4 separate regions of the Mus musculus genome follow, and all the other regions are linked to region 1. A link is a loop called in an ENCODE intact Hi-C map of the cell type or tissue named here. Cell type or tissue: heart. All regions are shown on one strand. Links, peaks and the distances in the headings refer to the core of each region. The heading gives the core; the rest is flanking DNA. Region 1 has its middle 310 kb from the start of Kcnq5. Region 2 has its middle 110 kb from the start of Kcnq5. Region 3 overlaps Kcnq5 (potassium voltage-gated channel, subfamily Q, member 5). Region 4 has its middle 27 kb from the start of Gm32947.

Region 1 (7,994 bases), core at 1,245-6,244:
AGGTCTTCAAGGAGACGATTACAATGTCCTTTCCTAGAGGTAGTTCAGGCTATGTCTTCCTCATTCCCTCAGCCTTTATCTCAAGAGAACAGATTACTCAAATAATTATTGAAAACGCTCCTTGTCCAGCACTGTGCTGGCCACTTTCAAAAGCTAAAATAAACATAATCCTTGATGTCAAGAAAATTATTTGGCCAGCAAAAACAATAGGCGTGAACAAAAATAATAGGCATTCCCCAAATAATAACAATAGAATGTGATAATAAAAGTCGTGGGTGCCATCCCAGGGAGCAGAGAGGAAGAACTCCATCCAGGAGCAGTCAAGACAAGTTTACAGATGTGCAGTGAACCACAACAACAACAACAACAACAACAACAAAAAGTAAGATTCTTGAATCTTCCACATACATTCCCCTAGTGGAAAAGATGGCAAGGCAGCCTTTCTTCTGGTCCTTAATGAACAAAGCAAGCAGAGGGCAGGAAACTTCTGAGTATCACCTACTCACTGCACTTTCACATTTGCTTGCAGGAAGACTAGAAAGACTTCTGTGACCAACTAAGGAAGGCAACGGTTCCTTGTGGGGCTCACGTGTTCTTGCTCATGGTTTATAAGCCCCATTTATTGATCCAGAGAAGGCAACAACTTTCTGGACTAGGAACTGACAACCAGATGAGATCTGAGGGAGAAGAGAGTCGCGATCCCTTCTTGTAACGATCATTTGCCTTTGCTCTGGTCACTAAAAGTGTGTCTTGCATGCGGTATTAGGCTTTAAGCTTCACCAATCAACCAAGAATCCACAGTCCCAGTCGTTCATTCCTGATGCAGTTTCCTTGGCAACCATGGCCCTGCCAGAAAGCTCACCAACCCACAGTGAGACTGTGTGAAGCCCAGCAGCTCTGTCAGGAACTCTCAGCTTTTAAATAATAGGAGACCACACTGAGATACTTTCTTGCTCAAACGCCAACCTGGATGCCATCATTCTGTATTTGTGGTGCGCCTTTCATCTGGGCAGTTCAAAGCAGGACTGGGTCGGACCTTATGGAGATGAACGTTATAGTTAGTCACACGTTCTGGAAAGGAACCAGAAACGAGGTGTGAGGGAAATCAAAGGACTCTGTAGCCGAGTGCTGACTTCGCCCCTTCCTTTCTTTTGCTTTCTCCCTTCCTTTTATGTCTTCCTAATGTTCGTCCCCATTTCCTTTACTCCTATTATATATTTCTTAAGTGATATCCCTGGCACTCCCTTGCAGTCAATCTTTACAGTTGCCTCTAGAAAGACCAAACTCGAAGGCTGGACTTGAGATCGCCCACTCTGTAGGTTCCTCCATTGACTTTGCTGTCACCTGAGCTAAACATGACTAGTGTCCATGTCAGATGCTGCTACTGCAGGTTTCATTCAGATCATCTGAGTCACTCTTTTCTTTCCTTGCCTCAATTGATGATCTTGGAGGGAGTCCCTAAAGAGCCCTCAATATCAGAGAAGACAAGAAGAGTCCCTGTACAAAAATTAAAACGTTCCAACAAAATCACTTAGGGCAGAGTTCTCCCAAGATTAGTGTCCAGATACCTCCCCAGGGATGACATTATAAGACGCCTTTGATTCAGTTTTGGATGGAATCTGAGGTTCCACATCTCCAACAAGCTCTCAAGTCACACTGCTCCTAGTGGTTGGGTTAGAAGACCAGCCTTTGAGGAAGGAAGGGCTCTGGCTCTGTGTCTGCATCTATACTGTTCCTCTGTGGGCTGTTAGGATGAGAGTGGGAAACACAGGTCCCGTTCTTATACCGTTTTGTATAATCAAGAATGCTTCATGTATTCCTTTGAGACATGCAAGGTAGTCAGTATTATTGTCTGTGTTTTCTGTTCAATATCAGAAAATAGTGAGATTTCACAACCAGTTGTTTATACCCGTCACAAAAAGATTAATTTAGGAGTTGAGAGATACTAGCGTCTTATAGAGGACCTTTAAGTGCCACATCAGATGGCTCATGATCACTTGTCATTCCAACTCCGGTGTATCTCATGCCCTCTTCTGGCCTCTTGGGCACTCACGTGCATGTCACCAAACACAGACATGCATGTATATAGGTAATGTTAAAATGAATAATACATTTTTAAAAAAGAAAAACCCAACTTGAACGTTTTGTTGTTATTGTAAAAAGTATAAATTGTTGCAGTGGCTGTTAAAACGCATCTAGCAAGTTGTTTCAAGGACTCACAGAAAGGTTTTCAGAGACATTTTGAAGGTCTTGTTGTTGTTATTTCTTGGCTTCTTTTTGCTTTTTTGTTTTTGTTCATTTGTTGATGGGAAGCTCCCAGATTCATAGTTAATGGAACTTTACTGATTCAGTGGCTATGGTCTGGCTTCTCTCCAGACTGACTTAGTTACTCGTGGTAATGAGACTGGGAAGATACCAGACGCGAATCGGCTTCCACCTGAACCTGAATGGAAATGACCTCATTTACCTGAACCACAGGCATGCCGGGAACGTGAGAATGTACCTGTGTTTGCAACTCTTTGTAATAGTTAATATCCTTAGAAGAGGTCTTGCCACACCCAAACTCCAATGACAGCCTCAGGGATCTAGGGTAGAAGGGCAAAGGAATGTGGTGACAGAGACTGCCACCTTCCAAAGGCCACCTGGAGCTTCAGAAACTAGGAAGGTTATGAAAAGATTCTTCCTATATTCTAAGGCTACTCAATCCCTCTGAGTTACCATGGCTTTGTGTTTCTGACCTCTCGGGGCTTACACACAACTCTTGTTATTTTATGTCACCCACTTTGTGGTAATTTGTTGTGGTAGACCTAGGAGCCTTCACAATTTCCCAACGTTTAACATAGTCTAGCTTTGTATGTTTCCCCCCCCCCCCCCCCCCGGCTCTTCAAGCTTCCAGATGTTTAACCCAGCCTGGCTTTGAATGTTTTCCCGTGTGCCTCAGAGCTCCCGATGCCTAGCTTCTGTTGTCTGGTCTGGGCACTTAGGGGTTGCTTGTAACGTGATCCTGAGCATCAACCAACTCCGTATTGAGTAAGTGATTCTCCGGCCAGACTCATTAAGGAAAATCACACGAACTTACTGCAATTTGAAAGCTTTAAGAGTAAAACTCCGTATTACAAAAGAAGGCATCGTACGTAATTCTTTAATGAGAAAGAATGATAAGGATGTGGACATTTTTGAAATTTTAAGACAGTTAAAGTTCCAAAGCAGATGTGTTTATGTAATGGTAAAGACAGTTTCCGAGGTTTGGCCTCAAACTTTCAAGTTTGGTCCATTCTGCTGTAATTGCTCTTGAGATTTTTATGGCAATGGTACTGTGAAGGGTATCCAAGCTGCATGAAGCGCTGCTGCCATCTTGTGGCTGAAATGCCCCACTACATTTGTTTTCTACTTGGGCAAGACAGAGTTCAGAGTGGAAGTCAGGTTTTAATATTGAACTTGTGTCCTTCAGCTGGTGTGGCAGAGTATGACAGCACATGCTCTCTTTTCTTTTTTATTCGACAAGGGAGGAGAACAATATAATACAGCTGCCAATAATCGGTGGCAATTCACAAATACCACTCTCTCCGAAGATGAGAGCACACTGGGAATTTCAATTTGAGTTGTAGTCCCTGCTCAATCTGTGTGTGCGTGGTCTTCAACACGCGGGGTTCTGGAGAGGAAAGATGAGGAGGTCACAGTTTTAAGAGGCCAGCTACTACCCACTCTGTATTTGAGGTTTCTTCTATGTTTTTCTGCCGTGAGGCCATCTACCCACACTCTGGAGAGTCTTTTGTTTGTTTAATTTTCTGTCATCTAGCATTTTGATTGCCTAGTTTTCTAGGAAAAGGAATTTTAAAAACCTCTGAGTCATGTTTGATATACAGTTGCCATATATTAAAATTATTGTTCTTCGGCACCAGCTTCCTTTTTCCCTTAGTAGATATTCCTGAGTGATACACACCAGCATCTCCACTCCCTAAACCATAATCAAATTGCCAAACACACTAATGCTCAGAATCATGACCTGAGGTCTTAAGAGTGGATGTTCTAGGACCTACCTCTACCATCACCACTACAAATGTGTGAGGAGAACACCTCATAACTCTTTAAGATATTATTTGAAAGCCTCACTCCAAGAATGTCTCAAGAACATAAATGAAGCCCTAAAACATTGTTCTCAGGTATGAAATTGGTAATTTTAATCAAATGTAAGAGTTATAAATGGCTAGGGAAATGAATTTGGCTTTATTTCAATGCAGTTTTGAGCAGCTAGTCCCTCAGAGTGAAGGCAGAACTCAGGTTGATTGGTTTGTTTAATATATGTGTTCATTTGTTTCTCTCTTCCTTGTTAGTATGTTTATTGTTTATTATTAATACTACATTTAATGGTTGTTTTGTTCATTGATGTGACAAAATAGTCAGAAGCAACGTGAGACAGAGTGGTCCTTAGGTGGTGAAGGCAGGAATGTGAAGCCAGCTTCATTGCACCCATGGCCAGGAAGCAGGGATGATGGCCAGTATTCTGCTCAGTGTTTCATGCTTGACTCACTCTGGGTCTCCAGCCAATGGAATGGAGCTGTTAATCCAACAGACGTGAGGAGAAAGACCACTGATGCGATTCATGGCCAAACTAATTAAGGCGAGCTTTGTTTTTTTTTTTTTTTTTTTTTTTTGTTTTGTTTTGTTTTGTTTTAATTTTATTTTATTTTTATTAGGTATTTTTCTCGTTTACATTTTCAATGCTATCCCAAAAGTCCGCCATACCCCCCCCCCCAATCCACTACCCACCCACTCCCCCGTTTTGGCCCTGGGGTTCCCCTGTACTGGGGCATATACAGTTTGCAAGTCCAATGGGCCTCTCTTTGCAGTGATGGCCAACTAGGCCATCTTTTGATACATATGCAGCTAGAGTCAAGAGCTCCAGGGTACTGGTTAGTTCATAATGTTGTTCCACCTATAGGGTTGCAGTTCCCTTTAGCTCCTTGGGTAATTTCTCTAGCTCCTCCATTGGGGGCCGTGTGACCCATCCAATAGCTGACTGTGATCATCCACTTCTGTGTTTGCTAGGCCCCGGCATAGTCTCACAAGAGACGGCTATATCTGGGTCCTTTCAGCAAAATCTTGCTAGTGTATGCAATGGTGTCAGCGTTTGGGAGCTGATTATGGGATGGATCCCTGCATATGGCAATCACTAGATGGTCCATCCTTTCGTCACAGCTCCAAATTTTGTCTCTGTAACTCCTTCAATGGGTGTTTAGTTCCCATTTCTAAGAAGGGGCAAAGTGTCCACACTTTGGTCTTCATTCTTCATGAATTTCATGTGTTTAGCAAGTTGTATCTTATATCTTGGGTATCCTCAGTTTCTGGGCTAATATCCACTTATCAGTGAGTACATATTGTGCGAGTTCCTTTGTGTTTGGGTTACCTCACTCAGGATGATGCCCTCCAGGTCCATCCATTTGCCTAGGAATTTCATAAATTCATTTTTTAATAGCTGAGTAGTACTCCATTGTGTAAATGTACCACATTTTCTGTATCCATTCCTCTGTTGAGGGGCATCTGGGTTGTTGTTTTGCTGTGGCACTAACTTTGGGGGAACCTAAAAGTCACATACTGGTGACTCCAAGGTTTCCTTCAACCTGGTAGTAATTAGTGTTCATCTGCTCAGCTTTGCTGAGTGTTAGCCAGCACAAAGGAAACTTGTACTTTGAGCTACTAGACACTTTGGCTCTTATTTCCATTCGCAGTTACCTGCCTCCTGCTAAAGAAATATTGAACACCATGTTAAAGATAGGAAACCCTCAGATTTTTTTTTTAAGAGGTTAGAAGCAACACTGCATGACCATGCCCCGCCACCTGCTTCTTTACCCTGGTATTTGAAACCTAGTGACCTCATTTCCATTTTCAGTGTTCCACTGACCTCTTTCCTGTTGTTAGCACAGACTGTGTTCTGATGCGAGGTTTGGCCCTGTGATATGGTTCTCATCGGATATTTTATTTGGTTAGGAGAGCCTTCTTGTATGACTGCGCTTCTGTCTGACCTCAGGCATAATCATGGGTTCATTGAAGTCCTGGTTATAAAAGCTTTTCTTTTCCCTTATATATATATATATGATTATTTGGTGATTTACTAACCTAAAGCACTCAAAAGATTTGGGTGAACAAATAAAGTATGAATGGAAAGTACCCTTCTCCAATTCCTCATGGACTTCTGTTAGGGCCAAGGTCCAGTGCCTAGGGATAGGAGGGAGGTCACTAGAGGCCAAGAGGTTGAAGAGATTGTGGGAAGTCACAAGCAGATAAGACATTATTTATTTGTGGTAAGGAACACCACACAGACCAACAACCTCTGGCAGACTCAAGATATGTACTAGCACATGTAGGCCAAAGACAGGCAAGCATAGAATACAAACAAACCAGCACACAGGTTATAGGCATGCAGTTCTACAGAAGTCAAAAGCACCCAGTACAAGGAATGATCCTGACCTCAAAGCCAGATTTATATGACACTCACACATTTAGGTCACAAATAGTTAGATAACAAATTACTTCACTGTTTACTTTGGGGTTCTCTGGACATTCGGTGTCAGCCATTTTTGTCCTGAGTCTAAGGCCCCAACTCCAGTATTCAGAATCTGCGATCTTGGACCATGCTGTCTAAACATTGCAGGTTATCATGGCCCTCTGTTCCTTATGATTTCTTTAATCTCTCAATGGCTTCATCATCATTTTCAAGAATAAATCAAACACATGTGGCTCAATGATCAAGATTGTGCAATTACAAATGAGACAGAACACAAGAACCTATCTAGGTGATGGGTTTAATCCATAGCTGGCTAGATGGTCCTCACTGTCATATATGCAGTCCACTGTTAACAAAAATACTGTTATGTGGCTCATAATTATATTTTGAAACTTGGAGAGTGAAGGAGCATGACCCAATAAAATGGCTTTGGGTTTATATGATTAGTAGTTTTCTAACTCTGATATGAGGAGCTGGACCACTGGATCAGGTGCTGTAGGTTTGGTTTGGAGCTTAGACTTCTTAGACAGATAGAGACAGTAAAGATAACATAGACCCAGAGCAAAACAAACCAGAAACATGCCAGAAACACGGGGAGTGGACAAAGTAACAGAATGGTCCAGATGTGTCTCCTTCTACTTTGTACCCATCTCAATAGTTATACACGGAAGATGCTGATGAAGAGGGCCTGGCTGACAAACCCTTTTACTTTGTGTTATGTTGGCAGTCGGGGTCAAGCCCACTCCAAGTATCTCTTGTGCAAGGACAAGGCTCTCTTGATAGGCAATAGGGGCCAAAGTACAGAGTCCCTGAAGCAGGGCTGTGGGACCTGCTTGTTCTAGACATCGTGGTGATAGTAGGGACTTCGGTTTGATTCAGCATGGAGATTTCAGAACAAAATTCAGTTTTACTCAATGTTAGAGAACAACAACCATTAGGCAAAGCCTATCTCAGAGGAGGAAATTCATATTCGTAGTCAAAGCTGCTTAAAAAATTGGACGTAGTTTTGGGCAGTTAGGAAGAATTGTAGAGAATATTTCAACAAAATATTGGGAAATATGAACCAGGTGAAGATATGGGGAGGGTTGCCAAAGTTAGCAAGAGAAAACACGTGATTCTCAGTTGCATTTTAATTTCAGATAAGCAAGTAATTTTTAAAAGCCTTCACATAACTTTAATCATGTGCTGTTTATTTGACTCATATTTAATTGGAAATCATGAGTTTGATCTGGAAACCCTAAATTGGAGAAGTCAGTGAGCAAGGGGTGAGGGCTGGATGCAGGGGGAGAAAGGCCACTTCTGAAGAGTTTGGAGATGAGGGGACGAGAGGGATAAACTGGAATTCTCTTCCGAGCGGAGACCTGACCCACTGGCCTAGAGTTCTCATGCTCACACTCCCCTGGCTATCTATGTATGAGATTGCCCACACTGGAGTAACTGACAGATAATTAGCTAGAATCAGAAACAAATACATATGACATGTATTTGA
Region 2 (7,994 bases), core at 1,747-6,746, 200 kb before region 1:
GACTGGCAGAATTAATATAGTGTAAATGGCCAGTCTATTAAAGAAAATCTACAGATTTAATGCAATCCCCATCAAAATTCCACCGCAATTCTTCAAAGACATGGAAAGAGTAATTCTCAAATTCATTTGGAAAGGCAAAAACAAACAAACAAACAAACAAACAAACAAAAAACCAAAACAGAATAGCCAAAACAAGTATTAACAGTAAAAGAACAGCTGGGTGGAGTCACCATCCCTGACCTCAAGCTTTACTACAGAGCAATAGTGATAAAAACTTCATGATATTGACATAGAGACAGACATGTTGATCAATGGAATAAAATTGAAGATCCAGAAGTAAAACCACACACTTTCAGGCACTTGATCTTTGACAAAGACATGAAAAATATACAATGGAAAAAAGAAAGCATCTTCAATAAATGGTACTGATATAACTGGCTATTTGTATGTAGAAAAATGAAAATAGACCCATATTTGTTATCCTGCACAAAGCTCAAGTCCAAGTGAGTCAAGGATCTCAACATAAAACTAGATACACTGAATCTAAAGGAAGAGAAATGGAAAAGAGCCTTGAATTTATTGGCCAGGGAAGAATTTCATGAAACTGGAAAGCTTCTGTAAGGCAAAGGACATAGTCAATAAGACAAATTGGCAACATGGAGATTGGCAAAAAATTCTTCACTAACCCCAGGTTCGATAGAGGGCTAATATCTAAAATATATAAAGAACTCAAGAAGCTAACCAACATAAAAACCAAGCAACCCAATCAAAAAATGGGGTATAGAACTAAACTGAGATTTCACAACAGAGGAATTTTGAATGGCTGAGAAACTCCTAAAGAAATGTTTAAAGTCCTTAGTGATCAGAGAAATGCAAATCAAAACAACCCTGAGATTCCACCCTACACTAATCAGAATGGTTAAGATCAAAACCTCAGGTGACAACAGTTGTTGGTTAGGATGTGGAGAAAGAGGAACACTCCTCCATTGCTGGTGAGATTGCAAACTGGTACAACCACTCTAGAAATCAGTCTGGAGGTTCCTCAGAAAAATGGAAATAGGTCTACCTGAAGATCCAGCAATACCACTCTTGCCAATATACCCAAAAGATGCCCTACTATGCCACAGAGGCACATGTTGCACTGTGTTCATAATGGCCTTTTTTGTTATAGCCAGAAGCTGGTAACAACCCAGATTTCCTATGACAGAAGAATGACTATAGAAAAACGTGGTTCATTTACACAATGGAATACTACTCAGCTATTAAGGACGAGGACATTCTGAGTTTTACAGGCAAATGGATGGAACTAGAAAATAGCATCCTGAGTGAGGTAACTCAGACCCAAAGAACATGCATGATAGTACTCACTAAAGTGAATAATACCCAAAATACAGTCCACAGAACTCAAAAAGATCAACAAACTGAAGGGCTCAAGTGAGGATGCCTTAGTCCCACTTGGGAAGAAGAAGAAACCAATCACAATTGGGAAGGGAGGGAGGGGCCTGGGAGGGAAAATGGACAGGGGTGGGGGGTAGGGGGGAGAGGGGAACCTGATCTGGTATTGGGTGAGGGAAAAGGCTGACGCCCTAAAGATCAGCAGAAAAAATGGAAATAGGCAACCTCGGGAGGTAGGAGGTTGAGCGGAGCCTCCAGAATGCACCAGAGACCTCGGAGGTGAGAGACTCCAAGGTCTCAAATGGAGGGACCTTAGATGGTATGTTTGACAGTAGGGAGAGGGAACTTATCTTCAGCAGGAAGTCAGGGCATCAAGTGAGGGATAGGGTTGCTATCCCACAGTCCAAAATCTCACCCATAATTGTTCCTGTCTGAAAGAACTGCAGGGATGAAAATGGAGAGGAGCCCAAGGAAAAGAAGGTCCAGCAAAGGCCCAAAGTGGGATCCAGCTCAAGGGGAGGCTCCAAGGCCTGAAACTATTACTGAGGCTATGGAGCACTCACAAAAGGGACCCAGCATGACCATACTCTGGAAGATCCAACAAGCAGTTGAATGAATCAGATGCTGATATTTGCACCCAACCAATGGACAGAAGCAGCTGACCCCTGTGGTTGGATTGGGAAAAAGCTGAAAGAAGCTGAGGAGGAAGGCGACCCTGTAGTAGGACCAGCAGTCTCAATTAATCTGGACCCCTGAGATCTCTCAAACACTGGACCACCAAACAGGCAGCGTACACTAGCTGATAATGGGGCCCCCAACACATATACAGCAGAGGACTGCCCGGTCTGTGTTCATTCAGAGATGATGCACCTAACCTTCAAAAGATTGAAGGCCCCAGGGAGTTTAGAGGTCAGGTCTGGTGGGAGACAGCGGGTGCGGAGGAGGTATGGGATGTGGAACAGTCGGGAGGGTAGACAGGGAGGGGAATAAAATATGGAGTGTAAAATTAAATACATACATACATACATACATACATACATACATACTCAGCAGATTTTATGGATTTTGTCTCCAAAGATATTTTTTTTCCTTTGAGCATGTGCAGTAACTTCATTTGAATAGAGATTTATTTTTCTTTTCTTTTTTTTATATTTTTTTATTACGGATTTTCCTCAATTACATTTCCAATGCTATCCCAAAAGTTCCCCATACCCTCCCCCCTACTCCCCTACCCACCCAGTCCCACTTTTTGGCCCTGGCATTCCCCTGTACTGGGGCATATAAAGTTTGCGTGTCCAATGGGCCTCTCTTTCCAGTGATGGCTGACTAGGCCATCTTTTGATACATATGCAGCTAGAGTCAAGAGCTCCGGGGTACTGGTTAGTTCATAATGTTGTTGCACCTACAGGGTTGCAGATCTCTGAGGAGCTAGAGAAAGTATCCAAGGAGAATAGAGACTTTTTAATACATTTCAGTATGACAAATGCCAAAATAAATTACACAGGAGGTGGAGATGTTTTTAAGTAATTTTGATCACAGTATGTGAATTCTTCTGGGAGAGAGTTTAGTTATCATTTTTGTGATGATAACCAGTCAGTAGCTAAACATATCTTGGAGTATTGCTCCTGTCTTAATTAGTTTTCTATTGCTGTGGTTAAACACCATGACCGTGGCAACTTATGAAAAAAACCAAAACAACAACAACAAAAAAACCCAACTAATTTGGGGCTTACAGTTGCAGACTGTTAGAGCCCATAATGTCAAAACAAAGGCAGGGCTGCAAGAGCAGCTGTGAGCTTACATCTCCATCTGTAAATGAGAGACAGAGAGAGAGAGAGAGAGAGAGAGAGAGAGAGAGAGAGAGAGAGAGAGAGAGAGAGAGAGAGAGAGTCGGGGCGGGGGAGAGGGAGAGGGAGAGGGAGAGGGAGAGCTCACTAGGAATGTCATGGGCTTTAGAAATCTCAAAGCTCATCTTCAGTGACACAACTCTTCCCACAAGGATTCACTGCTTAATCCTTCCCAAACAGTCCCACCAAATGAGTACCAAGGGTTCAAGCACATGAGCCTAGGGGAGGCATTTCCATTCAAGCAACCATGGCTTTTAAATTTGTATTCTAACTTGGGGAGAACCTTAACTTACCAATATTGCAATTCTACCTACATGATACTATTGGTCATTTCCAAAGTCTGACTCTTAGGTTTCCAACAGCTCCTCGCTGTGCTCTCAGAACACACTTTGCTTTAGTTCAGCATTGGTTCTTTATTTCCAGGCTTTTGTGTATGTAGTCTATGCCTATTGCCATGGGGATATTTAATGACAATCACTGCTTTCTGTCATTTCAGTCAGCTCCACAGATAGTATTATATCAGGCTTATTCTGGCTTTAAAGCCGATGAAAAGGGAAGAAAGAAATGTACTTAATAAAGTAATTTTTCCACTCAATTTGCTTTTGCTTCTCTCTATCTGTCTCAAATTTAGCCTTTGTTTCAACGATGAAAAAAACATCATTGGCTGTCACATGCATGGTTGATTTTAAATGTATGCCTGCATCCTTCCTCACAAACGAAACCCTGGGGGCAGCAAACCACACTTACTGTAAAAAATGCCTCCTCTGTCACCATCAGGTACACCCATGGTCTTGGCCTTAGCCTTCTTATCGTAAACAAGTAGCTGCTGGCGGGTGATCATAAATGCAACTAATCTCTCTGCTTCTATTTTCCACCCATCCTGCCAAAGAGCTAGACACCACTCCATTTATTTCCTTCTTTGTCCTTGGCTCTATTTGTCCTTCCTCTTGTGTGCTGTATCCACTTTCCCTGTATCCCCTTTGAAACAGCTCTGATCCCGTACTGCTGCTCAGCAGTGAGTCATGGAAAGAACTTGCCTCCTCACTCTTGATTCTTCCAGCCATATCCTGTTCTCGGGCTGCCTTTCAGCTGCCCTTGTGTAACAACGTGCCGTTCCTTCCTCTCCTTCAATCTTGTTTCTTCTGTTTAGAATTTCCACCTTTGGATTGCCAGCCCCTATTTCACATTTTACTTCTAAATATGTCTGTTGTTTATTTAAAGTTATAATTTGACTATCCCTTCAATAGGGACATTGAATGTTGAAAAGTTTCATTTCCATTCCCTAGAATGTTAGTTCTAAATTTTCCTAATGCTGTGACCCTTTAATACAGTTCCTCATGTTCTGTTGACCCCAAACATAAAATTATTGGTTGCTACTTCATAACTATAATTTTTCTACTGTTATGAATCATAATGTAAATATCAGATACACAGAATATCTGATATTTGACCCCTGTGAAAGGGTTGTTTGACCCCCAAGGGGTCAGGACCTACAGGCTGAGAACCACTACCCTGCAACAATCTTGTTATTTTGACAGATTTCGGGGATATAGGTGTTTCCTATGGGTTAGATTTCATTTTTGAGCAAGATAAAATTAATGTCATAGGACCATGATTTAGGTCCAATTCAACTGTAGTACTGGTTAGAGACTGTAGCATATAGACCAAGTCTAGCCAAACACTTCTTTTTGTAAATGATGCGTTATTGGAACATAGCCATACCCATTTCTTGCTTCAAAGGAAGAGTAGAAGCTATTAGGAACTCTATGGGTTACAAGGTATAAAGTGTTTGGTAGCAGACTTCTTTAAAATGTTTGCTTACTGGCAGCCTACCCAATACACTAAACATGGCAAATTTCCATGCCATTTCCTGAGGTAATGTTTACGGGATGTTCAGTGACTGGACTCTTTTCTTCAACTGTATGAAAACTTTATATTGAGGAATAAGAAAGACCATATTATTTTCAGAGAGAGCTTCTAGGCATTTGTGTATAAGTAGTCTGGTATATACAAAGGTAATGCTGGCTTAAATTCTAGGAAAAATAATAAAATGTTTAGCGTAAGTGTGTTTGTAACATGGGACATTCCATACTTCTGTTTGCCACATCTGGAACCCCAAGCTTAATACCATTGAAGGGGAGAAAGACTGAAGAGAAGCCTAAGAAGTAACATCTGTAAGGCAGTTAGCAGGACTGGAGTGAGTCAGCATCTGAGTGTATTGGGTGAGATGATATTCCACAGGCTTCCCATTTATAGTTAGCTTTTGAATCAATAGTATAAGGCTCCACTCTACACGCTCAGGTGTTTGCTGCACAGATGGCCTGCTTTCCAGCCTAGGAATCCATGCTGTTTATTAGCAGTTTGGATTTTTAATTGCATGTTGGGCTGCAGGAGGAAGAGCACTTTCTGATGCAAGATGGAAGCGAATCACGCAGCAGGACATTGCAGGTTTGATTTAGTCACAGGAGGAGGGCAGAGAATAAAAAGTTTACAAATGAATGATGGGGAAATTGGCAAAAGCCATTTGTGGTAATATTGCCCTATCTATAAGGAGCAGCATTAAGAATTTAATTGTAATTAGAAAGCACTGGGTGATGCTGGTGGTTAAAAGAAAGCAAGATTTTGCAAGCAGAGAAATAAACTGTAGCGCTTCTCCATTACACACAGACTCTTGCTTAGGTGTATCTTAAATATTTCATGAACCCCTGGAAGGCTACTTCACCAATGTGCATTTTACTTTTCTATTTTGATTGCATATAAGGATGTGTGTCTGTGTGTCTCTCTCTGTTCATTAGCACACATGTTCCACTTGAAATCATTACTAAATCTGGATGGCTTTAAGTCAGTAAATTCATGCTGTGTTTGTTAGAACCTCATCTAAAGAAAACAAAATTAGAATATTCAAAATATCCTTTGTGCTTCTGAAACTCTATGCCTCTGACATTCTTATGCATTTTAAATTGGCTGGTGAGAACTCAGACCCATGGCAATTAAATGCATCCTATTAAAGAATATAGTGAGAGAACTATATTAATAAAAATTCCTGTTCTTATTCTTTTCCCCACATTTTATAGTAGCAATATTGAAATTATCAGATATAAAAGTATACACAATTTGGTAACTACAGCAGGCAACAACATAAGTTGAAGCTGGATTCTGTCAAGTTTTTACAGATCCAATTAAGTTAAATGGAACACTGGCTTAATAGTCTAGATTTTGTCTACTTCTAGCATATTTGTGAAATATTTGTATGTCTGATACTATGTTTCTTCAAAAAGATTTTAATTTTCTGATGACTTATAAATCTTTCAGAGAAAAATTTAGTTGACAATAATTGCTCTACTATAGGATGCCTGGTTTGGTAGTAGATGTCATAGAAGGAAATTCTGTTTCTGTGGCCTTTGTAATGTGGCAATACAGAAAAAAGTTACACATGAAGTTGAGACGTTAAAGATCTCATTCTTAAACTCTTATTAACCACAAAATGTACCTGGCTACATTGTAAGATGAGACCAGATGCTTTAGACGATTATATCATACTCCTTGTCTTAAACAAATTTGAAAATACTTGAGAAAAACAGAAGAACATGAAACACTGATTATAAGTGAATATTTTGTTGATTTAAATAGGACAAACTTCAAATTAAGTTTAGCTTCTTTTGTCTCCAACATCACTGTCTCTGTGTGTCCCAAAGGCACTGCTCTTTATAACCCTTCACTCACTCGAGGCTTCTGTTTTTAAGTCTTTGTAGTCTGTAATTCTGACTTTTATGTGAAGGTGAGCTTTAATCAGTCGGTTGCTCTATTGAGTTGATGATTGAACAAACTGTAGCTATCTTAGCTCGCCATCGGGATCCTGTCCCAGTGGCATTACATCTGTTGTTCCTGAAATGCTCTTGGTGCCTCTAAATCTCCGTCCTCAGCCAGATTTGCTGCTGCCTCCCACATTCGATGGTCACCGGGTGAAGACACGGAATCAGCCAGAGCAGGATTGACAGAGTGCTCACAAAAAGGGACCTGTCATGAATACCCTCCGAAAGACCCAACAAGCAGCTAAAGAACCAGATGCAGATATCTGTACCCAACCAAAGGACAGAAGCAGCTGACTGACCCCTGTTGTTGAATTAGTCACGGCTGAAAGAAGCTGAGGAGAAGGGCAATCCTGTAGGAGAATCAACAGTCTCAATTAATCTGAACCCCTCCCCCAAGATCAATCAATCATTGGACCACCAAACAGGCAGCGTACACTAGTTGATATGAGGCCCCCAACACACATACAGTAGAGGACTTCCAGGTCTGTGATCATCCAGAGATGATGGCACCTAACCCTCAAGAGACTGGAACTCCCAAGGAGTTTAGAGGTCAGGTGAGGTAGGGGGTGGGGACATCCACGTGGCAACAGGGGTAGAGAGGAGGTATGGGATATGAAGCAGTCAGAGGGTGGATGTGTGTGTGGGGAAAATAAAATATGGAGTGTAAAATAAATAAATTAATTAATAAAATAATAATAATAATAATTAATAATAATAAAGTTTATCAGGAGATGATTTAAAAGCAATGCAGACATGATACACCTTCTGAGACACAGCATCCTTAATAACTACCAGAAACATCTCTGGAAGAGACACTCTTAAACACACTGAGTTTAACCAGGATCACATCTGTGACCTGGGCTTTGGGAGTGTTCATTGGAATCTGAGAAAGAGGAAGTTGAAAGGAAGGTATACAGCATGTCTGGATGTTGCTGTTCCT
Region 3 (7,994 bases), core at 1,362-6,361, 860 kb before region 1:
ACATCCTAGCTCTTTACCATATTTTTCAACATCAATATTCTTATTCAGAAAAGGGATTCTGTGTTTGTTTCTTCTTTTCCTCCTCCTCTTCCTCCTCCTCCTCCTCCTCTTCCTCCTCTTTCTTCCTCCTCCTCCTCTTCCTCCTCCTTCTTCCTCCTCCTCTGCTTCCTCCTTTTATCTTTTTCTTTTTAAATTTTATTTATTTATTTATTTGTCTTTTCATAACATAGCTTCTCTGTAAAAGCTCTGGGTGCCCTGGAACTCAGTTTGAAAACCAGGCTGGTCTTGAACTCACAGAGATCAGCATGCCTTCAGCCTCCAGAATGCTGGGATTAAAGGCACATGCTCTATCAGACTCAGTAATCTGTTTGTTTGTTTGTTTGTTTGTTTTCTTAAAACCGCTTAGGCAAGATTTTTCAGTAAAAAGTAAAGAAAGTCTGGCGCTGGGGAACCTTGGTTTTGAAGGTCTAGATGCCGAGTATGTATTCACATACAAACTGAGGCACAGCTGGGGCTCCAGGTTCAGTGAGAGATCCTGCCTCAAAAAACCAATCCATAGAGGAAGCCATCAAATGTCAATCTCTGACCTCCACCCGCACATATCCCTCTATGTAGCCACTCACATGAACATGTATACACACACGTGTGTGCATAGTGCATTCACGATGCCTTAGCTTCAACAGGACTGGAAGAGATGGTCTTTTCTGCTTTATACATATTTTGTGAAGCAGAAATACAAAGATCTTAGACTGTCTTCCTCGCCTCCCCCACATAAGCAACCATTACACAGCAAAGCAGGATCCCACTCAGGTCTTCCTGGCTCCTGCTTTAGACCTTAACCTCCCATGCTGACAGTGATGATCACTGCGGTGTTCCAAACTGAGTCTGCATCTCCATTGCAGTGACCTGGATGGGAGCATTCAGTATGATCCCCTGGATGCTCAGCTGGGTGGTAAGGGTACAAGGTTGAACAAGACATAGACAGCTCTTGCCCTCTTCGATGGCTCTCTAATAGTCCCACCTTTCTGGATGTCTCACAAGGCGCTAAGCAGTTTATCTGCACCACACCACTTCGAAACTAACAATTCCCCACCTTGCTCTTGGAGTCAGGGGAGAGCTAGAGTTGGAGTAACCCAGTCCAAGGTCATTCACCTGTTAAGTGGTAAGTTTTTGTGGATGCCAAGGCTCATGGTCTAGCAATCCAGAGAGCTCCCTCACAGGGAGGATTGGAGGCAAGAAGCTTCATAACTATAACGCAGCTTGTCCAGGCTAGTCATGTGATCTCTAACACTCGCACAAGTGAATCTACAGCAACATCCACAACTTCATCCATCGTCATCTCAAAAGATTCCTTCTTTCCCTAACCCTACTGATTGCAATATTTTCCTTTTGAACAAATGCAGGGGTTGCCCGCTTATTTATATCTCCATTTTAGTATACACACAATATTCTTGATGTGGTCTGACATTTTACTTTTTACTTTGAAATATATTATCTCCCAGAGAGCAGAGATTAGGCCATTTTCTGGTTACCTAGGGGATCAAATGAAGTTCAAGGCTTAATAATTTAAACCATAGGAAGAAACGAGATTGTTGAAAATTAAGGAATTAACTTTTTTTTTTTTTTTTTTTTTTTTTTTTTTTTTGGGGGTCCCTGGTAACCCTGCCTGTCCTGGAACTCACTCTGTAGAGCATGCTGATCTTGAACTCACAGAGATCTGCCTACCTTTGCCTCCTGAGTGCTGGGATTAAAGGCATGTGCCACCATATCTACCTTGAGGGAAACGTCTTAAGAAAAGCTATTCAATTATGAATTTGAGAGGTCTTTCAATTATTCATTGACTTGCCTTTCCAAGACCATTGTATTTAAGATACAAAGAAGATGACTTTTATCTGTCAGAATAAGAGAAGGAAGAGAGATCTGGGGTTTGTGAAGTCCTGGGTTGGTGGGTAGAGGGTGAAAGCTGATTTTGTGTCTTGGGCTAGCCTGCAAATTCTGTCTTAATTGTCTCTACATAGGTGGGTGTAAATACAGAGAAACTTAAAAACCCAGATAAAGGGCAAGACGTAATTCGAGGTGAAAGGGTAGCAGGTGAAAGTCGTGTGTCCTGCAGGTCCTATGGTTTCTGGAGAAAACAGACAAACAAATGCAGCTATGACCCAGTGACCCCAAATTTGCACCAAATGAACTTTGGGTAAGAGTTTTGACTTAGCTGTTGTTTCCCATCCCTGCTTTAGATAAGAACTATGAGGGGTGGCCAAGAAACCAGGAATAAATGAAAGTCTATGAAATGGGTTGTCAAAGAGGTCAAAGACTTTGGGGGCCTCTTCCTTGTTTACCAAAAGAAGTGGTGATAGTTTGTGCATTATCTAGGGGTGGGGGAAATGTTTGGGGACATTGCCCCAGGTTAAAATTAGAGCCTTTAAAATATATTTAATAATTAGGGTGATGATAATATTAGACTGTACTTCTTAATACACTCGGAGAGAGGTGTATAATTACTTTGCAGATAAGGACCCGTAGTACAAAGAGAGGCCAAGTCGCTTGGCCCATACTTAAAGAACTATCAAGCATGGGATAGGAATGAGTCAGCTTGACTCCAGAGTTAAGCCCTTAATTATTATTATTTTTTTTATTATGTATTTTCCTCAATTACATTTCCAATGCTATCCCAAAAGTCCCCCCCCCCACTCCCCTACCCACCCATTCCCATTTTTTTGGCCCCGGGGTTCCCCTGTACTGGGGCATATAAAGTTTGCCTGTCCAATGGGCCTCTCTTTCCAGTGATGGCCGACTAGGCCATCTTTTGATACATATGCAGCTAGAGTCAAGAGCTCAGGGGTGCTGGTTAATTCATAATGTTGCACCTACAGGGTTGCAGATCTCTTTAGCTCCTTGGATACTTTCTCTAGCTCCTCCATTGGGGGCCCTGTGATCCATCCAATAGTTGACTGTGAACATCCACTACTGTGTTTGCTAGGCCCCGGCCTAGTCTCACAACAGACAGCTATATCACGGTCCTTGCAACAAACGCTTGCTAGTGTATGCAATGGTGTCATCGTTTGGAGGCTAATTATGGATGGATCCCTGGATATGGCAGTCTCTAGATGGTCCATCCTTTTGTCTCAGCTCCAAACTTTGTCTCTGTAACTCCTTCCATGGGTGATTGTTTCCAATTCTAAGAAGGGGCAAAGTGTCCACACTTTGGTGTTCGTTCTTCTTCAGTTTCATGTGTTTTGCAAGTACAATTTGCAAAGCCCTTAATTATTATACTCTCCTACTGTCTTAATACTTTGGTACTTTGACGTACTAGGGCCTTTTTCACTCACATAACAGGTGCAATAAACCATTGCCAAGTGAATGGCCTATTCTTAATGGCAATTCCTGGCTGGCCTTTGGGGGACAAAGAAAAGGCTGAGAAGTCAGTTATACTTAGTGGAGACTCTTCTTCACACGAACGAGTTGTATCACAGGGCTAATTAATGCAACAGACGATTCCTCAGGTCAGTGTCCTTGGATGCTGTTGGTAATCAAGAGGCGTGGAAAAAACGATCCTGTTGAACAAAACAGATGTACTCCACTAACACCACTAGAGGGTGCTGAAGATTCACCACAGACTCTGAATTGGCACCTCCTCCAGAAACTGGAGAAGCCTGCTCACACATTTTCTGAGAACTAAGGAACTACAGCAAAGTTAAACTCTGGGTAGAATATGTCTATAAATACACACAAACACATGTGTGCTTCTGAGGAGCTAAGGAAATGTAGGTGCATTTGTTGTGTTGCCACAAGTTATAAAATCTCACAAGAGTCTCCTTCCAGTAGCTCTAAATCAGGGTGAAGACATGAATATGCAGCGAGAAGAATCCTGAGAAAACAGAAGCAGCAGTGACTATTGCTGCCACCAACAGATGGATGGTCCGGCCAGCCGCCAAACCGTGCGTGGGGCAGAGAGGGCCCAACTGACTGTGAACTGAAGAGGCGTTTGATTGACTGTGAAGAGAGCACTATTACCCAAGCTTGGCTGCTCTTCGGAATCACCCAGGGAGCTTGGGCTCTGACTCTAATTCTGATTTAATTGGTCTGGGATACGACCCAGAGATTTTTGAATCTTTCTCCTCTTATTTTGAGACAGAATTTCACCATGTTGCCCATGCTGGATTTAAATTCTGAGACTCAAGTGGTCTGAGTACCTGGAAATACAGGCTGTGTAGCTGCCACACGAGACTAGGCATCAATACATACATATGCGTGCGCGCGCGCGCACACACACACACACACACACACACACACACACACACACTTTACTTTGTAGTGCTGTGGATTAAATCCAGGGATTTATGAATACCAGGAAAGTGCTTTTTAGAGCTACACTCCAAGCCGCAGAGATTTAATGACAACCTTGGTCTTGTTTGCCTGCTGTTGTGATAAACACCTGCTTGGATAGGAAATGGATAATTTCACCTTCTAGTCCACCACTGAAGGAAGCCAGTGTAAGACACAAGCCCCTTCAGCCACAGCACTTTCGGACTAGTAAGGCAGCTGGCAAGCAGACAGAAGGCAGCTGGGAGCACAGGTCAATATGAGAGTGCAGAGATGGAGAGTGTTCAGCTAGGCTGGAGGAAATAGTAGCACATGGTTTCTGGAGGTAACAGCCTGTCACAGGGATCCTGTATGTCCACCTCTAAGGCATCTGATCATATATTCCACTGTCTCTAAAATACATGTGCGGTTCCTCTCTGGACATTCTTCCTACTTTGTCTTGGATTCTTGAGGTCCTATGCTCAGCTCTTTTGTATGTCACAGCCTTTCTTCTGAGTTCAGAAAACTCCATTTTCTGATGTTTCAGTTGCCGTGAGAAATGCAGCCTCTAATAACTTTAAAATCAAGGATCCAGGGTGGTGGCGGCATATGCTTGTAGGCAAGCAGATCTCTGTGAGTTCAAGGTCATCCTGATCTACAATGTTCCAGGATAGCAAGGCCTACACAATGAAACCCTGTCTCGATAATAAAATAAATACAAAGAAAGAAAGAAGTCACAAGGACCCCATCCTGGCTTGGTGATGCTTATTCTTGAGTGATAGAGACACTGGATTGACAACCCAAGCCTACCCCAAATTTTCAATTTTTAGACCTTAACTCAAGTTTGGTAGTATTCATGGAGCACACCGAATAGGCAACCAGGTCAACATGATTTGGTAATTTTTGCTCCTCTTGTAAGCATATGTGTTGTTATTCATTATGGTATTTAGTGATATTGTTTTTTTGTTAATATATAAACATAATCAACAATATATACTTTTATTTGTAGGCTAAGTATTTGTTTTTTTTGAAGATCCTGTAAAACAAATTATAGAAACACTCACCTCCGACTCCTCAACTCTTCTTTCATCTCGGGCTGGGGGACTAGTTACTAGGGAAGGCTCAGAGACCTTAGATGGCCTGACTCAGTCTGTCTGCCTTTCTCTTTCTTTTTAGCTTTTGAAAAATATATTTAATGTATGTAAACATTTTCCCAGAATGTATGCATGTGTACTTAGTGTATGCCTGGGGCCTGTGGGAGGTTAGAAGAGGGCACCAGTCCCTCTGGAAGTGGAGTTATGGATAGTTATGAGCCACCATGTAGCTGCTGCATACTGAACATAAGTCTGCAAAAAAAAGGGCTCTTAACCACCAAGTAATCTCTCAAGCCCCACTTTTTAGTAGAGATATACAAACTGGCTTCACTTGTATATAGTCTGTTTAGTGTTCTCAGTAGAGGTTGTAAGCAGGTTGTGGTGGTTCAAATATGCTTGGCCCATGGGAAGTGGCACTATAGGGAGGTGTGGCCTTGTTAGAGGATGTGTGTCACTGTGGGATTGGGGCTTTGAGTTCTCATATAAGTGTGCAAGTCTGGCCAGAGGATCCAGAGTTTCCTTCTGGCTGACTACAGAAGACAGTCTCCTCCTGGCTGCCTGTGGATCAGGATGTAGAACTCTCCACTCCTCCAGCACCATGTCTGCCTGCACACTGCCATTCTTTCTGCGATGATGATAATGGACCAAACCTTTGAAACTGTAAGCTAGGCCTAATTAATATTTGCCTCTCAGTGGAAGAGGATGCACCTAGCCCTGCAGAGACTTGATGTGGCAAGGTAGAGGGAATACATAGGAGCTATTCTCAGAGGAGAAGGGATGGGGAATGGAGGAAGGAATTGTACTGGGGGGGGGTTAATGATGAAGATATAAAATGAATAAATAAATTAAAGGAATGAAAGAATTGCCTTAGTCATGGTGTCTCTTAAAAGCAATGAAAACTTAACTAATGCACAGGTATACCAGTTGGCTGGTTTAGAACATGTTTCCATTTCTGTCAAAAGAGTCTGTCCACCTCCTCCTCCTCCTCCTCCTCCTCCTCCTCCTCCTCCTCCTCCTCCTCTTTTTTTTTGGGGGGGGGGAGGTATCTTTGTGTATCTCTTGACATCCTGGAACTCACTATGTAGACCAGGTTAGCCTTGAGCTCATAGAGATCTGCCTACCTCTACCTCCTGGGCACTGGGATTAAAGGCAAGTGCCACCATGCCTGGCCTAAATTATTATTGTTCTCTAGCTGAGAGTTTACAGAGGATGCTCTGAAGGCTTGGTGAATTTTCTTAAGAAAGGTAGTAAAACTCAAGAAAAATCTTGTAGATCTAATAGTTAACTTGCCTTACAAGGTCTGCTTAACCTTGGTATGGTATCTAAATATGGGGACTTTGTCTTTCTGCATAAACTTTAAAACGTGAAAAGACTAAGTAAAAATGTGCTCACACACTCTATTATCCTTAAATCACTTTGTTCCAGCAACAAAAAGAGGCTCAGTTTAAATTATAACCAAATAAAATGTTAAAAAAAATCTCTGCATGTTATCACACTGTGCCTCCATTAGGAACAGTAGTTTAATTCGTCCTCAATAAAAATTTGGCCACAAGTAATTATCTTCAAAACAAAACCAAAGAATATCCTAGGGAATACATTAGCTGATTTTAAAAACATGTGCTAAATGATCCTTACAACATTCTTCTGGCAGCGCCCTTTACTGTAGAATGGCTGTCAAGAATGTCTTAATAGAGACTGGGAAACAATGAACCACTACCTCTGTTAAAATAACGGAGAAAAGAAAACATCAGCAAGATTAACAGCTCATGATGATTAAACAGCTTGTAGACTTACAAACAACATCAACAAGCACAAAGACAAGTAGAGCCTTTTCTCGGTGGAGTATTTGTATCTGAAATACAGTGAGACTTCAGAAGGACCCACAGTCTAGATTGCATTAGAGGAAGGGGCATGTGTGTCTCTTTGCACAGGTCGAGCAGAAAGAAGACTAGAAGACTGTCATGCAATCTAGGGTGACAGTGGGGTCTGATTTGCATATCCACTTTAGAAAGTTTGACAGGCCATCACTGGCTCTTTGGTGGCTGATCAGATGTGAGCTATTTAGAGGAGCTGAGTCTTCCCTAGTCACAAAGAATTTCTTGACACCCTTGTTCATATTAGAGCCAGAGATTCCAATATTGTGTTTTAAGAAGTGCTCTGCCTGCTATCTGACTTCAAACCCTTTCCTCTACACTGACATTCCCCCCTCCGGGGTCTTAACACCGATGGACACTTTCCAAGGACCTTCTTCCTCATCTTTCTGAGCTCATAGCAGCATTTAGTGCATTTGACTTCTGTCTTCTGCTCAAGCTAGTTCCCCCACGTCATCTTCCGCTACACCTCCATCTGTCTTTCAGTATCTGCCTGTCCACTTGGAGCTTTTCCCTTTTATTCTTTGAGGCCCCCTGAATGATTTCAAGCATTGGAATCTGTGTAGACCATTTTATTTATTTTTTTTACTTCCTGGGATAAGACATCAGTAAGACAGTTGTCACTCTGCTGATGGGTACCATGTTTGTCTCCATTCCTTTTGTTTTGTTTTGTTTTGTTTTGTTTTGTTTTGTTTTGTTTTGTTTTGTTTTGCTTTGCTTACTATTC
Region 4 (7,994 bases), core at 1,534-6,533, 1.1 Mb before region 1:
AGAGTGGAGGTCCAACATGCGATCAGCAGCAGGAACCGAGAGGACCAGAGGCATCTCAGAGCTGCAGGATTACCTGATTGGATTTGGCACGATTCTGGAGCCGTCTGGTTGAAAGGGCGGATGGACAGACCTGGAGGGTCAAGAGGGCTGTTCCTCAAAGCCGTCTAGGCCACTCTAACCCTCCCTCCAGTAGCTCCTCCTACCTTTCAGCTGGGTATTTGGTCCTTCTCAATCCCCAGGCTCTGAGCGACTTCTGGGGTTCCCAGGCAAAGAAAGGGAGCAGAGGGAGCCGGTTTCTGTAAGAGGGTTTCCGGATTAGCCTCCAGCGCGCCCCGCTGTGGCTGGGCTCCTTCCTTGCCCTCTGGAAAGAAATGAGCTGAACTGGTCAGCGAGAGAGCTGGGGAGATTTATGAATATCATTCAGAGGTAAATACTTTGTGAACTTGCTTGCTAGTTTGATGTCAGCTTGCCACAAGCTTGGGTTGTTTGGGAAGAGGAACTCTCCATTGAGAAGATGCTTCCATAAGATTGGGCTGTAGGCAAGGCTGTAGGGCATTTTCTTAAGTTGTGATTGATTTGTGAGGCCATCCCTGGGCTGGTTGTCCTGGGTGCTCTAAGAAAGCAGGCTGAGCAAGCCATGGAGAGCAAACCAGCAAGCAGCATCCCTCCATGGCTTCTGCATCAGCTCCTGTCTCTAGGTTTCTGTCACGACTTCACTCAGTAATAGACTGAGCTCTGAAATACTGACAGAAAGAACAAAAACTTTAAATCACCTTAAGTTGGAGTGATCCCTGACTCGGCTGTCAGAAGTGAAGCCAGCACTACCAGACCGGGAGGATTCAGTGGAAAGTTCTAGAAAGAGAAAAGCAGTGTGGAGAAGGACCAAGATTGGGTTGTCTGAGCCACAGATGTGGTCAAGTGTTCATTGGGGTAAGTAGAGTTCAGACACTTGTTCCTGCAGGGTATGTGGGCTTCAGTGTCCAGGAAGAGGGCAGTTGGCACTTAGTACCTGTCTGTATGCCTGATTGGACACTACGTTTACTACTTCACACAATGAGTCTTAAAAAGGCATTGATGTAGAGTCTGAGATAGGTATGTTAGTATTAGCGGCACAGGAAGATACCATTGTGTCCACTTCCTGAGACATGTGAAGGAAGTTCTTCTCATCCCACATAGGGCTCTGATTACAGACCAAAGAATGGATTCTACCAAAGTTTAACTTGGTAAGCCAGTGAGTTTGGGGGGGGGTGTCACTTACGGGAATAGGAATGCCTTAGAGGCAGCTGTATCACCCCCATGTCACTGTTCATAAAAGGCCCATTTTGGGGGAGCTCTCTGTGACTTGCAGGCAACTCAACCTGCTGGAGACTGTTCTCTTTTCAGAGGAGACTCTTGTGATTTATATAACCTTGAGGAGGGAGGAATCTTCATGAATGTGCTAAGTTTCACTGATTTCCAGAGGATTGTGAGTTCCTTACCGAGTGGTCTTGAGCCTCTCTTTAGAGCACTGGTTCACAACCTTCCTCCCTGGTTCTCAACCTTCTGAATTTTGCAGCCCTTTTATACAGTTCGTCATGCTGTGGTGACTCCCAACCATACACTTATTTTAATTGCTACTTCATAACTATAGTTTTGCTACTGTTTGAATCATAATATAACTATCTGACATGAAGGATATCTGACTTATGACCTCTGTGAAAGGCTCATTTGACCGCAAGGGGGGTCTCAATCCAATAGGTTGAGAACCATTGCTTTAGAATGTCCTGAGTTTGTTTCAATTCAGAGGATACTGTTCTACTACACTGAATGTTAAATAAAGATGAGGGTAGGGTATTAAAGTCATTCACTATTATTTTATCAGGACATATGTGACTTCTTGTGGTCTTTAATATTTGCTGATGAAATTAGGGCTGCAATGTTTGGTGGATATATATTTATGCTTGTAATATCTTCTCAATAAGTTTGATCCTCTTATTAATAATGTAATATCTCTTTATCTCTTCTAACTTTGACTTGAAGTATACTTATTGGACATCAGAGCAGCCATGCCCACTTGATTTTGGCTTCCATTCACTTGACAGATTGGCAGGTGTCTTTATGCCTGAGGTGTGCTTTTTGGAGACAAAAGACATTTGGATCAAGTGTCGTAAATCCAGTTAACCAGCCTGCATGTCTTTGGTGAGCCAAAGTCATTACATTTATGATTATTCTGGAGAGGTATAATTTTATTGGTCAGATTGTTTCTTCCTTTTTCCCTTTCCCTTTTTTCCCTTTCCCTTTCCCTTTTTTCCCTTTCCCTTTCCCTTTCCCTTTCCCTTTCCCTTTCCCTTTCCCTTTCCCTTTCCCTTTCCCCTTTCCTTTCCTTTCCTTTCCTTTCCTTTCCTTTCCTTTCCTTTCCTTTCCTTTCCTTTCCTTTCCTTTCCTGTGTTAGAGCTCTGCTAGTGTACCATATACGGCACAACAGGGCTCACATGGATTCTCCTCACCCGCTCACTCTTCCCATTAATTCATTCTCGCCTATGCTCATGTGATGAAAACAGTCTTTCTCTTCTGCGTGTAGCATTCCTGCAACTATTTTCTGTAGTGCCAGCGTGGTGGTCATGAACCACCTTAGTTTGCCCCTGGTTATCTGTTTGTAAAATAGGTTTACTGGCTATTTCAACTGGGAGGTTGAAAGTTGAGCCTCAGGGAGGTCCTCTCCCTATATTTGCATGTGTGCAATCCCCATAGCATACAGAGGGTTCTTAAAGTGGTTTAGACAGCATGAGTCCAATTGAAACATACTGTACTTGTTTCCATGGTCTAAGTTTTTAGTGGCAAGGCAAAAAAGATCTTGGAGCCAGCTAGCCTGAGACAGATTCTCTTAGAAGGAAAATTACTTTCCCAGAGTGAAAGCTATGTATTCAGATCCTAATGATGAGACAGTGAGGAATTAGAAGAAAGCTCTACATTTGATTTTGAGTAGGGAAGAAGTTCTGTGAGTCTGAGGAGAGAGAGAAGGCTGGGGTGAGGGTAAACAAGCAGGAGGTAAGGAGGAGGGCCAGGAGAACTTGAAGTTCAGGATACAAATGCCTCCATATCCCTATGTCTTGCTGCCAGTGTTCCTGCAACCTTTCCAGGGTTTGATTAATTCCTGAGGAGCAGGAGAGAGAGAGACACACACAGAGACAGAGACAGAGACAGAGACAGAGAGACAGAGAGAGAATAGGTTCAGCAAAGGAGTGTCACAAGATTTAATGTACATATTAGGTTCCTTCCTCTGTTGAGGGGAGGTTCGTTTATTCCACACTCCACAGAATCTTGGATAACTGGACTTCCTCAATACCAGAACTACTGCTGTATAACAGAGGGCAGAGAGTAAACCCTCTTTTCAGGCAAGACTGGAGTGGCGTGAGATTACCGCAAGGCACACTTTCAAGTCATTTTAAGGCTCTTATTTGGGAGGGAGGGGTGGCGGGGGGAGACTGATTCTCCTGGACTTGGAAGACTCCAAATGCTTTCCAACGCTGGAGCTCTGTGTCATTCCTCCCGGACATCTAAGCTTGGCTATCCTGGTTTCACCGAGTTTTATAAAAGCAGATCATGATCTGCCTAGATAATGAGCTGTAAGGGCTCTGGAGCTTTGAAACCAGATCAACTTGGACTCTTGACTTTTGATACTGCACATGCTGCAAGTGTCAGCCAGCCCGGGAGGGGGCAGCAAAATCCAGCCTGGATTTAGGAGCAGCTCTCTAGGCGGGTGAGCAGTAAGTTCCTGGGAAGGGCTCGATAAAGTGACCGCACATGCGCGCTGTGGGCCTGGCCTGGCCCCTGTCCCGGGATAGAAAGGGTGAATCGCACCGCGGGGGTGCGGCTGCGTTGAGATTGCTTCCGGAATGAGGTACTGAGCTTGCGTGTCGCTCTTTCTGCCCCCTCCACTGTTTCTCTCTTTAGCCACAGTTGAGGCTCAGGACAGCAGGTGTTATATATATTCATTCCCACAGTGCTGACTTCCCTGCCCTAGGCTGTCTTGCTAAGGTGCAGAAATAAAAGGGACTTTGCTGTCCCTCCCTACCCAATGGCCTTCTAGTGCTGGAATCTTGGTGAAGGTTGCAGAGTGAGCTCATGAATTCCAATGTCTCAGAATCTTGCAGATGTAGCTGGGAAATGTCTTCATGTCCAGGGACCTCAAGGGATCATAATAGTTAAAGCTATTATGCTGAGGCATGTGAAAATGCACATGCTAAGTTAGAGCGGTTAAAGGCTGTGCCTAGTTTTCACATTCATACATAGTTGTACCTGTTTGAAGCCAGAAGTCCCCTCCCCTGCCTTAGGCTAGGACACAGGATCAGATCGGGACACTCCCCTTTTCTCCCAGGGCACTGGGCAGATGTTAAGTATCATTAATGCACTGGTAAAAATCAGTAATACGTGTTAACAATAACTCCTTCAGGTTCTTGCTGGAGGCACACCTTCTCTTGTTCGTGCTCCTGGGAATAAGCAAAGTCCTAGATGTCTCTTGCTGCCCTGGCTGCCTTACCCAAAAGCACGGTGCCTTTATCTCATTACTCTCATTTTGAACTCTCTCCAAATGCCTTGAGGAGACTGCACTAACATTGTAGCAACCATTTTCACCGAAGCCAGAGCGGAAGCACCTCCCGTTTGTGACCCAGCAGAAGCTATGGCTGGGGGCCTTTATTTGCATACGAGGCTTGCTGTGTTGTACAAACACCCCTCTTACATATAAACGTGTCGTTCAGTGCTCTTGGTGATTTATCTGGGAGATATACTCATGTGCCGTGCCCGCTCGTTTTTGAAATATTAGGCTCAGCAAAAGGCTTCTCCTTGAGCGGTGCTTTATTTTTTATAAACAATTTTTTATTAGATATTTTCTTCATTTACATTTCAAATGCTATCGCCAAAGTCCACTATGCCCTCCCCCAGCCCTGCGCCCCAACCCACCCACTCCTGCTTCCTGGCCCTGGCATTCCCCTGTACTGGGGCATATGAGCTTCTCAAGAACAAGGGCCTCTACTCCCATTGATGGCCGACTAGGCTGTCCTCTGCTATATATGCAGCTAGAGACACAGCTCTGGGGGGAGGGGTACTGGTTAGTTCAGATTGTTGATCCTCCTATAGGGTTGCAGACCCCTTTAGCTCCTTGGGTACTTTCTCTAGCTCCTTTTGGGGGCTCTGTGTTCCATCCAATAGATGACTGTGAGCATCCACTTCTGTATTTGCCAGGCACTTGCATAGCTTCACAAGAGAGAGCTATATCAGGGTCCTGTCAGCAAAATCTTTCTGGCATATGCAATAGTGTCTGGGTTTGGAGGCTGATTATGGGATGGATCCCTGGGTGGGCAGTCTCTGGATGGTCCATCCTTTTGTCTCAGCTCTAAACTTTGTCTCTGTAACTCCTTCCATAGGTATTTTGTTCCCCCTTCTAAGAAGGAACAAAATATCCACACTTTGGTCTTCCTTCTTCTTGAGTTTCATGTGTTTTGCAAATTGGATCTTGGGTATCCTAAGTTTCTGGCCTAATATCCACTTATCAGTGAGTGCATATCATGTGGGTTCTTTTGTGATTGGGTTACCTCACTAAGGATGATATCCTCCAGATGCATCCATTTGCCTAAGATTTCATGAATTCATTGTTTTTTAATTGCTGAGTAGTACTCCATTGTGTAAATGTACCACATTTTCTGTATCCATTCCTCTGTTGAGGGACATCTGGATTCTTTCCAGCTTATGGCTATTATAAATAAGGCTGCTGTGAACATAGTGGAGGATGTGTCCTTATTACAAGTTGGAACATCTTCTAGGTATATGCCCAGGAGAGGTATTGCTGGACCTACTATGTCCAATTTTCTGAGGAACCGCCAAACTGATTTCCAGAGTGGTTGTACCAGTTTGCAATCCCACCAACAATGGAGCAGTGTTCCTCTTTCTCCACATCCTCGCCAGCATCTGCTGTCACCTGAATTTTTTATCTTAGCCATTCTGACTGGTGTGAAGTGGAACCTCAGGGTTGTTTTGATTTGCATTTCCTTGATGATTAAGAATGTTGAACATTTTTTCAGGTGCTTCTCAGCCATTCGGTATTTCTCAGTTGAGAATTCTTTGTTTAGCTCTGTACCGCATTTTTTTAATAGAGTTATTTGATTTTCTGGAGTCCATCTTCTTGAGTCTTTTATATATATATGACTTTAGTCCCCTATCTGATTTAGGATTGGTAAAGATCCTTTCCCAATCTGTTGGTGACCATTTTGTCTTATTGACAGTGTCTTTTGCCTTACAGAAGCTTTGCAATTTTATGAGGTCCCATTTGGTGTTCTGTTCAGGAATTTTTCCCCTGTGCCCATATCTTTGAGGCTTTCCCCCACTTTCTCCACTATAAATTTCAGTGACTCTGGTTTTATGTGGAGTTCCTTGATCCACGTAGACTTGAGCTTTGTACAGGGAGATAAGAATGGATCAATTCCCATTCTTCTACATGATAACCGCTAGTTGAGCCAGCACCATTTGTTGAAAATGCTGTCTTTTTTTCCACTGGATGGTTTTAGTTCCCATGTCAGAGATCAAGTGACTGTAGGTGTGTGGGTTCATTTCTGGGTCTTCAATTCTATTCCATTAATCTACTTGTCTGTAGCTGTACCAGTAGCATGCAGTTTTTATCACAATTGCTCAGTAATACAGCTTGAGGTCAGGCATGGTGATTCCACCAGAGGTTCTTTTATCGAGAAGAGTTCTTGCTATCCTAGGTTTTTTGTTAATCCAGATGAATTTGCAGATTGTTCTTTCTAATTCGTTGAAGAATTGAGTTGGAATTTTGATGGGGATTGCATTGAATCTGTAGATTGTTTTCAGCAAGATAGCCATTTTTACTATATTTATCCTGCCAATCCATGAGCTTGGGAGATCTTCCCATCTTCTGAGATCTTCTTTGATTTCTTTCTTCAGAGACTTAAAGTTCTTATCATACAGATCTTTCACTTCCTTAGTTAGAGTCACACCAAGGTATTTTATATTATTTGTGACTACTGTGAAGGGTGTTGCTTCCCTAATTTCTTTCTCAGCCTGTTTATCCTTTGTGTATAGAAAGGACATTGATTTGTTTGAGTTAATTTTATATCCAGCTACTTCACTTTCACTTTCTTAGTTAGAGTCACACCAAGGTATTTTATATTATTTGTGACTATTGTGAAGGGTGTTGTTTCCCTAATTTCTTTCTCAGCCTGTTTATCCTTTGTGTATAGAAAGGACATTGATTTGTTTGAGTTAATTTTATATCCAGCTACTTCACTGAAGCTGTTCATCAGGTTTAGGGGTTCTCTGGTGGAATTTTTAGAATCACCTATATATACTATTATATCATCTGCAAATAGTGATATTTTGACTTCTTCCTTTCCAATTTGCATCCCCTTGATCTCCTTTTGTTTTCTAATTGCTCTGGCTAGGACTTCGAGTACTATATTGAATAGGTAGAGAGAAAGTGGGCAGCCTTGTCTAGTCCCCGATTTTAGTGGGATTGCTTCCAGCTTCTCTCCATTTACTTTGATGTTGGCTACTGGTTTGCTGTATATTGCTTTTATTATGTTTAGGTATGGGCCATGATTTCCTGTCTCTCCAAGATTTTTATCATGAATGGGTGTTGGATTTTGTCAAATGCTTTCTCAGCATCTAACGAGATGATCATATGGTTTTTGTCTTTGAGTTTTTTTTATATGGTGGATTACATTGATGGATTTCTGTATATTAAACCATCCCTGCATCCCTGGAATGAAGCCTACCTGGTCAAGATGGATGATAGTTTTGATGCGTTCTTGGATTCGGTTAGCGAAAATTTTATTGAGGATCTTTGCATCGATATTCATAAGGGAAACTGGTCTGAAGTTCTCTATCTTTGTTGGGGTTTTATGTGGTTTAGGTATCAGAGTAACTGTGGCTTCATAGAATGAATTGGGTAGAGTAACTTCTGTTTCTCTTTTGTGGAATAGTTTGAGGACAATTGGAAT

Evidence for each region. A loop is a pair of places that touch in the nucleus more often than their neighbours do. Peaks named below come from ENCODE experiments on the same cell type or tissue, not always from the same donor. Only the 100,000 strongest peaks of a DNase experiment are listed, where the experiment ranks them.
Region 2: a loop joins it to region 1, with 2.3 times the contacts of the local background. A loop is called at or near these places in 4 of 42 quality-filtered maps.
Region 3: it touches region 1 in a loop (9-fold over the local background); 37 of 42 quality-filtered maps call a loop at or near these places.
Region 4: a loop joins it to region 1, with 7 times the contacts of the local background. A loop is called at or near these places in 7 of 42 quality-filtered maps.

What each region holds. Positions count from the first base shown.
Region 1 is chr1:22,265,818-22,273,811 of GRCm38, forward strand. No RefSeq gene overlaps it. Among named protein-coding and RNA genes, the nearest start is that of Kcnq5, 310 kb to the left of the region's middle. In heart, for the core only: a CTCF peak has its summit at 3,355 (motif pointing left); no DNase peak of the experiment used is centred there.
Region 2 is chr1:22,066,083-22,074,076 of GRCm38, forward strand. No RefSeq gene overlaps it. Among named protein-coding and RNA genes, the nearest start is that of Kcnq5, 110 kb to the left of the region's middle. In heart, for the core only: no CTCF peak of the experiment used is centred there; a DNase peak (open chromatin) is centred at 4,139.
Region 3 is chr1:21,407,804-21,415,797 of GRCm38, forward strand. All of the region lies in intron 11 of Kcnq5 (potassium voltage-gated channel, subfamily Q, member 5), which reads right to left. Among named protein-coding and RNA genes, the nearest start is that of Khdc1b, 28 kb to the left of the region's middle. In heart, for the core only: a CTCF peak has its summit at 3,594 (motif pointing right); no DNase peak of the experiment used is centred there; H3K27ac peaks cover 348 bases.
Region 4 is chr1:21,162,672-21,170,665 of GRCm38, forward strand. It overlaps a transcript of Tmem14a not described here. Among named protein-coding and RNA genes, the nearest start is that of Gm32947, 27 kb to the right of the region's middle. In heart, for the core only: CTCF peaks have their summits at 3,683 (motif pointing right) and 3,882; a DNase peak (open chromatin) is centred at 3,800; H3K4me3 peaks cover 1,152 bases; H3K27ac peaks cover 536 bases; H3K27me3 peaks cover 779 bases.